Linked DNA regions of Homo sapiens: region 1 is linked to region 2. The links are chromatin loops, found by intact Hi-C in ENCODE. Cell type or tissue: transverse colon. All regions are shown on one strand. Links, peaks and the distances in the headings refer to the core of each region. The heading gives the core; the rest is flanking DNA. Region 1 overlaps TTC3 (tetratricopeptide repeat domain 3). Region 2 has its middle 13 kb from the start of PIGP.

The links. Peaks named below come from ENCODE experiments on the same cell type or tissue, not always from the same donor. Only the 100,000 strongest peaks of a DNase experiment are listed, where the experiment ranks them.
Region 1: it touches region 2 in a loop (7-fold over the local background); 1 of 110 quality-filtered maps calls a loop at or near these places.

What each region holds. Positions count from the first base shown.
Region 1 is chr21:37,112,428-37,117,810 of GRCh38, forward strand. All of the region lies in intron 11 of TTC3 (tetratricopeptide repeat domain 3), which reads left to right. Among named protein-coding and RNA genes, the nearest start is that of TTC3, 42 kb to the left of the region's middle. RefSeq lists an enhancer at 4,932-5,076 and a cis regulatory region at 4,993-5,016. In transverse colon, for the core only: no CTCF peak of the experiment used is centred there; no DNase peak of the experiment used is centred there.
Region 2 is chr21:37,057,087-37,062,469 of GRCh38, forward strand. No RefSeq gene overlaps it. Among named protein-coding and RNA genes, the nearest start is that of PIGP, 13 kb to the right of the region's middle. In transverse colon, for the core only: a CTCF peak has its summit at 3,309; a DNase peak (open chromatin) is centred at 3,465; H3K27ac peaks cover 1,033 bases.

The DNA.
Region 1 (5,383 bases), core at 246-5,245, 55 kb after region 2:
CTAGAAAATCTAGAAGAAATGGATAAATTCCTCGACACATACACTCTCCCAAGACTAAACCAGGAAGAAGTTGAATCTCTGAATAGACCAATAACAGGCTCTGAAGTTGAGCCAATAATTAATAGCTTACCAATCAAAAAAAGTCCGGAACCAGATGGATTCACAGCCGAATTCTACCATAGGTACTAGGAGGAGCTGGTACCATTCCTTCTGAAACTATTCCAATCAATAGAAAAAGAGGGAATCCTCCCTAACTCATTTTATGAAGCCAGCATCATCCTGATACCAAAGCCTGGCAGAGACACAACAAAAAAAGAGAATTTTAGACCAATATCCTTGATGAACATTGATGCAAAAATCCTCAGTAAAATACTGGCAAACCGAATCCAGCAACACATCAAAAAGGTTATCCACCATGATCAAGTGGGCTTCATCCCTGGGATGCAAGGCCGGTTCAACATATGAAAATCAATAAATGTAATCCAGCATATAAACAGAACCAATGACAAAAACCACATGATTATCTCAATAGATGCAGAAAAGTCCTTTGACAAAATTCAACAACGCTTCATGCTAAAAACTCTCAGTAAATTAGGTATTGATGGGATGTATTTCAAAATAATAAGAGCTAGCTATGACAAACCCACAGCCAATATCATACTGAATGGACAAAAACTGGAAGCATTCCCTTTGAAAACTGGCACAAGACAGGGATGCCCTCTCTCACCACTCCTATTCAACATAGTGTTGGAAGTTCTGGCCAGGGCAATCACGCAGAAGGAAATAAAGGGCATTCAATTAGGAAAAGAGGAAGTCAAATTGTCCCTGTTTGCAGATAACATGATTGTATATCTAGAAAACCCCATCGTCTCAGCCCAAAATCTCCTTAAGCTGATAACCAACTTCAGCAAAGTCTCAGAGTACAAAATCAATGTGCAAAAATCACAAGCATTCTTACACACCAATAACAAACAGAGAGCCAAATCATGAGTGAACTCCCATTCGCTATTGCTTCAAAGAGAATAAAATACCTAGGAATCCAACTTACAAGGGATGTGAAGGACCTCTTCAAGGAGAGCTACAAACCACTGCTCAATGAAATAAAAGAGGATACAAACAAATGGAAGAACATTCCATGCTCATGGGTAGGAAGAATCAATATTGTGAAAATGGCCATATTGCCCAAGGTAATTTATAGATTCAGTGCCATCCCCATCAAGCTACCAATGACTTTCTTCACAGAATTGGAAAAAAACTACTTTAAAGTTCATATGGAACCAAAAAAGAGCCCACATTACCAAGTCAATCCTAAGCCAAAAGAACAAAGCTGGAGGCATCATGCTTACCTGACTTCAAACTATACTACAAGGCTACAGTAACTAAAACAGCATGTTACTGGTACCAAAACAAAGATATAGACCAATGGAACAGAACAGAGCCCTCAGAAATAGTGCCACATATCTACAACTATCTGATCTTTGACAAACCTGACAAAAACAAGCAATGGGGAAAGGATTCCCTATTTAATAAATGGTGCTGGGAAAACTGGCCAACCATATGTAGAAAGCTGAAACTGGATCCCTTCCTTGCACCTTATACAAAAATTAATTCAAGATGGATTAAAGACTTCAATGTTTGACTTAAAACCATAAAAACCCTAGAAGAAAACCTAGGCAATACCATTCGGGACATAGGCATGGGCAAGGACTTCATGTCTAAAACACCAAAAGCAATGGCAACAAAAGCCAAAATTGACAAATGGGATCTAATTAAACTAAAGAGCTTCTGCACAGCAAAAGAAACTACCATCAGAGTGAACAGGCAACCTACAAAATGGGAGAAAATTTTTGCAACCTACTCATCTGACAAAGGGCTAATATCCAGAATCTACAATGAACTCAAACAAATTTACAAGAAAAAAACAACCCCATCAAAAAGTGGGCGAAGGATATGAACAGACCCTTCTCAAAAGAAGACATTTATGTAGCCAACAGACACATGAAAAAATGCTCATCACTGGCCATCAGAGAAATGCAAATCAAAACCACAGTGAGATACCATCTCACACCATTTAGAATGGCAATCATTAAAAAGTCAAGAAACAACAGGTGCTGGAGAGGATGTGGAGAAATAGGAACACTTTTACACTGTTGGTGGGACTGTAAACTAGTTCAACCATTGTGGAAGTCAGTGTGGCGATTCCTCAGGGATCTCGAACTAGAAATACCATTTGACCCAGCCATCCCATTACTGGGTATATACCCAAAGGATTATAAATCATGCTGCTATAAAGACACATGCACACATATGTTTATTGTGGCAGTATTCACAATAGCAAAGACTTGGAACCAACCCACATGTCCAACAATGATAGACTGGGTTAAGAAAATATGGCACATATACACCATGGAATACTAAGCAGCCATAAAAAATGATGAGTTCATGTCCTTTGTAGGGACATGGATGAAGCTGGAAACCATCATTCTCAGCAAACTGTTGCAGGGACAAAAAACCAAACACCGCATGTTCTCACTCATAGGTGGGAATTGAACAATGAGAGCACATGGACACAGGAAGGGGAACATCACACACCGGGGCCTGTTGTGAGGTGGGAGGGGAGAGGGATAGCATTAGGAGATATACCTAATGCTAAATGACGAGTTAATGGGTGCAGCACAGCAACATGGCACATGTATACCTATGTAACAAACCTGCACGTTGTGCACATGTACCCTAAAACTTAAAGTATAATAATAATAATAATAATAATAATAAAGAAACTATTTCTATTTCCTAGTAATTAAAATTGTAGGGATTTGGTACACAGATAAAAGAATGAAACCAATAGTGCAGAATAGAGGGCCTCCACACAGAACCCACTATGTGAGTAAATATTACAATGTCATATTGTCTGAGTCCTTCAGATTGGCAGAAATTAAAGAGGCTGATAGTCTGGTGTTGGTGGGTATGTGTAGTAACAGGAAGCCCCAGTAAACTGGTGGGAGTGTGATTGCTTACAACCAAGTCAGGGAGCACTATAATAGACTCCACAGTTACTTGATTCTGAGTGTGTGTGCTCTAGAAAATTTCTTGCAAATGTGCACATGGTTTGATATGCAAGGTTGGTCATTGCAGCATTGTTTTAATGGCACACAACTGCAAATACCTACATGTCTATTGATAAAGCAGCAGATAAATGTGGTATTTTCACTTGATCAAAGTTGTTACTCTGACCTGTGTGATCTGTCCCCGTCTTGAACACTTGTTGTTTCTCCAACCTCACTGCTCCTGCTCTGTCCCTGGTTCACTTTATCTTGGCCTCTTGGCATCCTCACTGTTCCTCAGACATTCCAGGCCCACTTCCACTTTGTACTTGCCCTTCCCTCTGCCTAGAATGCTTTTCCCCAGAGCGTTGGCCAGCCCCCTTATTTCTTTTCAGTCGATATTGAAAGGACTCTTCTCAGTGAAACATTCCTTGGCCTCATTACTAAAATGCCAAACACCTCACTTCCTACGCATTTCTTATCTTCTTTCCTTGCTTTACTTTTTTCTTCTTAGGACTTACCATTATCTAATACATTATATCTACTGTTTGAGTTATAGTGGCTATTGTGTGTCTTCCAGTATAATATGAGCTCCACAAGGAAAGATTTTTTTGGTGTTTGGTTCACTTCACTCTTGAATCCAGACTGTCTGACAAGCTGCCTGACACTTACTTAGCAGGCACTCATTAGTAAATAATTGTTGACTTAGTGATTGAATGAATCAAATAGTAGATTGCAGTTGAATTAGCTGGCTTATCAACATTTATGGATTTTAAAAAGTTAAATGAAAAAGTCAATAAAACATAGGCTGGAAAAATATCTATCGAGTTCATGATAGTGTTTGCTTCTGGGCAGTAAGAGAGGGAAAGGAGATTGGAGAGGGTACAAAGGAGATTTCAGCCATATCTGTATCATCAGAAATAGTTTTATTTATTTCATTTAAAAATCAGAAGCAAATATAACAAAATGTTAACAGTTAATTCTGGGTATCTGTGTATTAGTCTCTGTATTTTCCTAAATTATAAAAATATTTTTTTTTTAAGTGAAGCTTTAGATGCCAGGCATGATGGCTCACACCTGTAATCCTAGCACTTCAGGAGGCTGAGGCGGGCAGATCACTTGAAGTCAGGAGTTCCAAGACCAGCCTGGCCAACATGTGAAACCCCGTCTCTACAAAAAAATTTTAAAAAATTACTGGATGTTGTGGTGCATTCCTGTCTAGCTACTCAGGAGTCTGAGGCAGGAGAATCACTTGAACCCAGGAGATGGAGGTTACAGTGAGCTGAGATCACACCACTGCATTCCAGCCTGGGTGACAGAGTGAAACTCCATCTAAAAAATAAAAAAATAAAAATAAATAAATTTTTTTTTAAGTGGAGCTTTAAATAAGATATAGAAAGGCACATGTATTTCATACTTCATTCCTGGTTTTACGTAATTTAAAAAAAGCTAGTGCAAGTAGAATCAGAATTTGAAGGCCTTAGGGAATTTAGTCTAATTTGATACTTCCATTACTGCTCTGCGGATAGCCTTCATTAGATTAATTGTAGGAGTTTATTTTGTTTAATTTTTTTAAATGAACTTTATATTATAAATATCACATGATTAAAGAGAAAAATAGAATATAGCAAGGTATAAAGTAAAAGGGAAAAGTCAGCCTGGAGACCTTGTTTAAAAGACAGATTTCTTCGCTTTTCCCCCAAATTGTGATTCAGGTGGCCTAGGAATGTATCTAGGAGTGTGGAGATTGTAAAATTCCCCAGGTGGACTTCTGCATCCAGATTTTAGAATCATTTTTTAAATGCCTTATTTTACACATGAAGCAATTGAGTCCCAGAGAGGTAGAGTGATTTTTGCAAGGTGTCATTGCAAATAAAAGACAAAACTGGTGGTTCTGTTTGAGGGTGACCAGTTTGTTGGTATTTTCATTATGAGTCATTCTTTTGCTTGAAACAAAATCTTTGCTGATCCTTGAACCTGGTGTTTGACAGGTGCTATATCAATATTTGTAAAATGAATGAATGAATGATAGAATTCCAAATACTGAAACCCAAACCATGATACTGGTTTTCCAGAAATACTTCCTGCTATTTTAATATATTATCAATTAAGAAAAACAGTTATTAAAACTTTTTGAAGACCTGGCGCTCACTCCTGTAATCCCAGCACTTTGGGAGGGCAGGACGGGCAGATCCCTTGAGTTCAAGACCAGCCTGAGCAACATGGCAAAACCATATCTTTACAAAAAATTAGTTGGGCATGGTGGCATGTGCCTATAATCCCAGCTACTTGGGAGGCTAAGGTGGGATAATCACCTGAGCCCAGGAAGTATGAGGCTG
Region 2 (5,383 bases), core at 271-5,270:
CCCGCATTAACTTTGCACAAGCCACATGGTCTCTTTTCTCTCAGATCCTTCACACGGCTGTTGTGAAGAGGGGTGGAAGAGAAATTTACATTCCAACCTTCAGAGACAAGTCAGCCAAATTATGCCAAGGCCTCTGTCCCTCCATCTGTCCATCCATCCGTCCATCCATTAGAGCCAGGGCAAGTAGCATAGGGCTCTGGGTGGACGGCCCCCAAGATGTGCTTTACCTCCACCGCCACTTTCTCTGCCTGGCTTACTCATTCACTGGGCAGGTATTTATCGAGGGCCCTTCTGCATACCAGGCCTCCTGCCTCAGCCTCCTGAGTAGCTGGGATTACAGGCGTGCACCACCCTGCCCGGCTAATTTTTGTATTTTCAGTAGAGATGGGGTTTCACCATGTTGGTCAGGCTGGTCTCAAACTCCTGACCTTGTGATCTGCTCGCCTCAGCCTCCCAAAGTGCTGGGACTACAGGCATGAGCCACCGTGCCTGGCCTTAGGTAGTTCTTTATAGCAATGCGAGAACATGTCCTTAGAGGACAGAGGCCATGGGAGGTTTGATGGATACTGAAGGGGAGCACCCACAGGACCACTGAGGCAGGCAGTGGCGAGACGCAGCCACAAACCAAGGCTGTGTGATGTAGCGTAAGGCTGGACAAGGCCAGGCAGTGTCCCCTCCCACTTCCGGAGGGAGTTTGGCCCTGCTGAGGCCTTGATGGCTCTGAAGCTCATCTCAGTCTTGTGACCTCCAGGACTGCGAGATAATCCATTTCTATTGTTTAAAGCCACTTAGTTTGAGGCGATTTGTTACTGCAGCCCCAGGAAACAAATACAATGATGGACAGGAATTGGTGGAGATGAAGCAGTTTCCAGAGTGGTGAACACAGTGAGGAAAAGTGTGGGGTACAATAGCGATTACCATTACTCAAGGCCTGACTGTGGCCCAAGCACAGTTTTAAGCATTTTATATACTTCCTGTTTCCCAGTAGCCTACACAATAAGTGATGTTTTACAGATGAAGAAACCGAGCTCAGAGAGGTAATGTAACCTGCCCAAGGTACACTGGCAGGAAGTAGTGTAGCTGGGACTTGAGCTCAGTTCTAATGGATTCCCAAAGCCCATGCTCTTTTCACTTTGCTCCTTGGAGGTTGGCCACTTAAGTGCCATTTGTTTATTTATTCATTCACTGTTTGTCTATTTGAATAAAAATACTGAGTTTTTATCCACTATTTGAATAAAAATACTGAGTTTTGTTAGTATTCCAAGTTGCAAATTAAAACTACATACCATTCCTTAATTTCTTAGCAAAAGTGGGACAAGTGGTAATTACTGAGCCACTTTCTGGCATCTGGCCTACTTTTTGTTGCTCTATTCTGGGCCACCACATGCCTCGTTAAAAATGGGGAACTATTTCAAAGGAAGATGGGGAGAACAAACACAGAGATGTCAGAAGCCTCTGCCACAGGGTGTGTGCCCAAACCCAGCAGTGATGGCTGCGGGTGCTGAGACTGGGACAGGTGGACAGAGACCAATACAGTTGGTGTGCAGCACCCATGGAGGAGGGCCTTGAATAGCGGGTTGGTTGAGACACGGTCCTTTGGACACAGAGCTCCAAGCCCTGTGAGCCTTTGGCAGTTTGTGAGGGAGGGGAGGGAGGAGGTGGAACCATAAGCCTCGATAAGGCACAATGGCAGTGACAGCAAATACCATAGATTAAAAACAAGTATCCTCTTCCATTTTCTTTGATAGAATAAGCATAAGTAACCCAAAGGAGGGTCAGGAAATCCCACAATAAATGACTCTGAAATGTCTGTTAATAATGAACCGTGGAAAATCAAAGCATATTCAGTTAGACTAGGAAAAATGGAACACCATGATATTTTGTATACTCCAAATTTGAGGAACAATACATAAGGGTACATGGGTAATCCCCAGTGTTGGTGAGTTACAGGGAGTAAACTGATAGAATCCTTTTGGAGATCACTCTGGTGTTTTATATTAAGTGTCTTAGTCTGTTTTGTACTAGTATTATTTGTATTAGTCCATTCTCACACTGCTATAAAGATACTACCTGAGACTGGGTAATTTATAAACAAGAGGTTTAATTGACTCACAGTTCCACATGGCTGGGGAGGCCTCAGGAAACTTACATTCACGGCAGAAGGTGAAGGGGAAGCAAGGCGTGTCTTACATAGTGGAAGGAGAGACAGAGATAGAATGCAGGGGAAACTGCCACTTTTAAATCATCAGATCTCGTGAGGCCTCCCTCACTTTCAGGAGAACAGCTTTGGGGAAACCACTCCCATGATCCAGTCACCTCCCACCAGGTCCCTCCCTCAACACGTGGGGATTAAAATTCGAGATGAGATTTGGGTGGGGACACAGAGCTGAACCATATCAACATTCAAGCTCTTTGACCCTGTAGTAATTCCAATACAAGAAGCCTAGCCCAAGGACACAATTTCATAAAGTTTATCCACAAAAGATGTTTGTTGTACTCATTGTTTAAAATAGGGGAAAACAGGAGACAGCCCAAGTGGCTAGTGTCTGGGAGCCATCATGTTTTTGCCTCAACAATTGCAACACTTCAGTCTTTTTGGGGTAGTAGTGAGGAAGCCACTTCTGCCACTCTGTCTTCCCTATATTCTTTTTTATTTTTTGAGATGGAGTTTCACTCTTGTTGCCCAGGCTGGAGTGCAATGGAGCAATCTCGGCTCACTGCAACCTCCACCTCCCGGGTTCAAGCGATTGTCCTGCCTCAGCCTCCTGAGTAGCTGGGATTATAGGCGCCCACCTCCACGCCCGGCTAATTTTGTGTTTTTAGTAGAGACAGGGTTTCTCCATGTTGGTCAGGCTGGTCTCAAACTTCCGACCTCAGGTGATCCACCTGCCTCAGCCTCCCAAATTGCTGAGATTACAGGTGTGAGCCACCGCGCCCAACCCCCCATATTCTTTATACCCCTGGGAAGAGCTGTGACTTAGCCGATGGGTGAAAACGAGCCAAGAGTGACTGCATGGAGTTGTCTGCTATCCACCTGGCCCTGCCACCTCCTGAGCATGCAGCTGGTCAGGCCATGTCTCCAGGTCTGCAGGCCCAGTCCTCCTCACATCAGTCCCCAAGTCTAGATTTAGGGAAGAAAGCATGATTTTGGCTTCAGGCTTATGCAGCACTTGAAAATCGGGCTCCATCAGCAATAAGGTAGACACTGCATTTTAATTCTTGCCAGGTGCGTAAGTCCTTCACAGAATGGTGGTGAGGAGTGAGTGACTGAACTTTCCCCAGGATGTGCCCACCCATGGTGCATTCACTGAGAACATTCAAAAGAGGTTGCCTTAGAAACCAAAGTATCACAGGGAGAGATGGGCCTCTTGGGGCAGCAGCAGCAGCTGAAGCAGGCTGACTCACAGCTGCTTCTAATATGCTAGGCTTTGTGTAAACAGGCTTTATGACACAAGTGGGCTGACTACAGTGCAATTGGAGTGTGGCATCTGAGTCACTGTGAGGCTCTAGCTGGCTTCTTCCAGCCCTGGCCATAGGGTCCCCTGTGACTGTAACCTATACAAGCAGAGCTTGGGCATGCTGGATTTGCAGAAATAACCTTAGGCAGGTATTGAATTATTGGACATTAACTTCCCCTGCATTGTGTGAAAATATAAATCTTGGTCCACAAATGCCCTTGTTCAAGACTGTATTTTCCACAATGCCATCATTTCTCACTCTGTGAGTCCTTTGGTCCCTAATTGAGATTTCCATTGCATTTCTGACCTCTGAGACTTAAGTGGTGATGAGGCACAGAGAGGAAAAGAATATCTGGTCCTCAGTCATAGGTCCAGATAGGTAATCACTGAAACATCCACTGTGCTTGTCCATGTGGCCCTGTTCAGATTTGGTGGCTACCTCAAAGTGCAGTTCTTTGAAAACTAAACTGTTATGTTAAGCCATTGACAATTTAGGATTATTATTTATTTATTTATTTTACCATGGAATGACAAACTCTCCTGACTAGAAAAGGTGGGATAAGTACATTTCCTCCCAACCCAAAATAGTAAATAGTGCCACCATGAACCTAATTGTGTTAAACTGAGTGACTGAGACCCATGAAAACTGCCATAGCCTGACCTGCACCCCAGCACGATGAATCAAGAAGAATCTCTCTTTCCTCTTCCGTTTTCTGTCTTCCTTTCCCCATGTCCCATCAAGTCTGTTCTAGTTACTGGCTGGTGGGTCTGTACTATACAATGTACTGGGTTCCATCACTATTGCTGTAGGAGTTGATTTATTTGGATTTTCAAAGTTCCATGGGCATGGGACTGTTAATATGACATTTTCATATAGCCTACTGAATCTTTAAAAAACTGGGAGATGCAAGAAATTTTGGGTTGGGTCAATGTGCTTAAGGAATGACTCCCATTCTTATGACAGCCTAGGCAGCAGCTTCCTGAGGAAACCCAAACATCTGATTGAGATCCTTTTAACTAAAACAGGGCAGGTCAAGAAATTAGGGGGAGCAGAATTTTGGATTTAAATTATGTTGGCTTTTCATTAGGTGATTTCATACTTGGGCTTTTATTTCTCCCTGGGAGTTGAATCACTGGAGAAGGTTTTGTTAATATATGGAAATTTTTATATTATTGACACTTTCTATTTGGAGTATTTTAGGCTATTATTTGGGCTCATTGCAGAACAGTGTCTTTCAAACTTTTTTCTTAAATTAGGACATGCATTATACATCATGGCAGAAGCACAATTTTTACAAAACAAAAACATCTCACAGCCTGGGCAACACAGGGAGACCCTGTCACTACAAAAAAAAAAAAAATAAAAAGATTAGCTAGGCATAGCGGTGCATGCCTGTGGTCATAGCTACTTGGGAGGCTGAGGTGGGAGGATCGCTTGAGCCTGGGAGTTCAAGGCTGCAGTGAGCCATGATGGCACCACTGCATTCCAGCTTTGATCCTGTCTCAAAAATACCAAAAACAAAAAACATCTCAGCTGGAGTTCTGAAAGCAGAGACTGGGACAAAGGCTTGTGTGCAGGCAATTTACTGGGAAAGTGACCACAGAGAGCAGGGCCAAGTGGCAGAGGGTGCAAAACACATCAGACAGACAAGCACGTGGGCTGAGTCCACCACCATCGTGGCAACCGCAGTTCAATCCCATGAGACCTTCTGAGGAGCTCATGGAATGCAGTGCAGAACTGTCTCCTCCGGGCTGAAAGAAGGATGTGTATATCCACTGATACCTCTCCCAGGTTGGGCTCCAGGCTGGTCCTGTGGGTGTTAACCCCTCTCCTTCCAGAGTGTACTATAAGAGGCACCTATGTGGATGTGGTTAAATTTGCATGAACTGTTTGGGGCATCAGTGGCTGGAGTAAGAGGTGAACA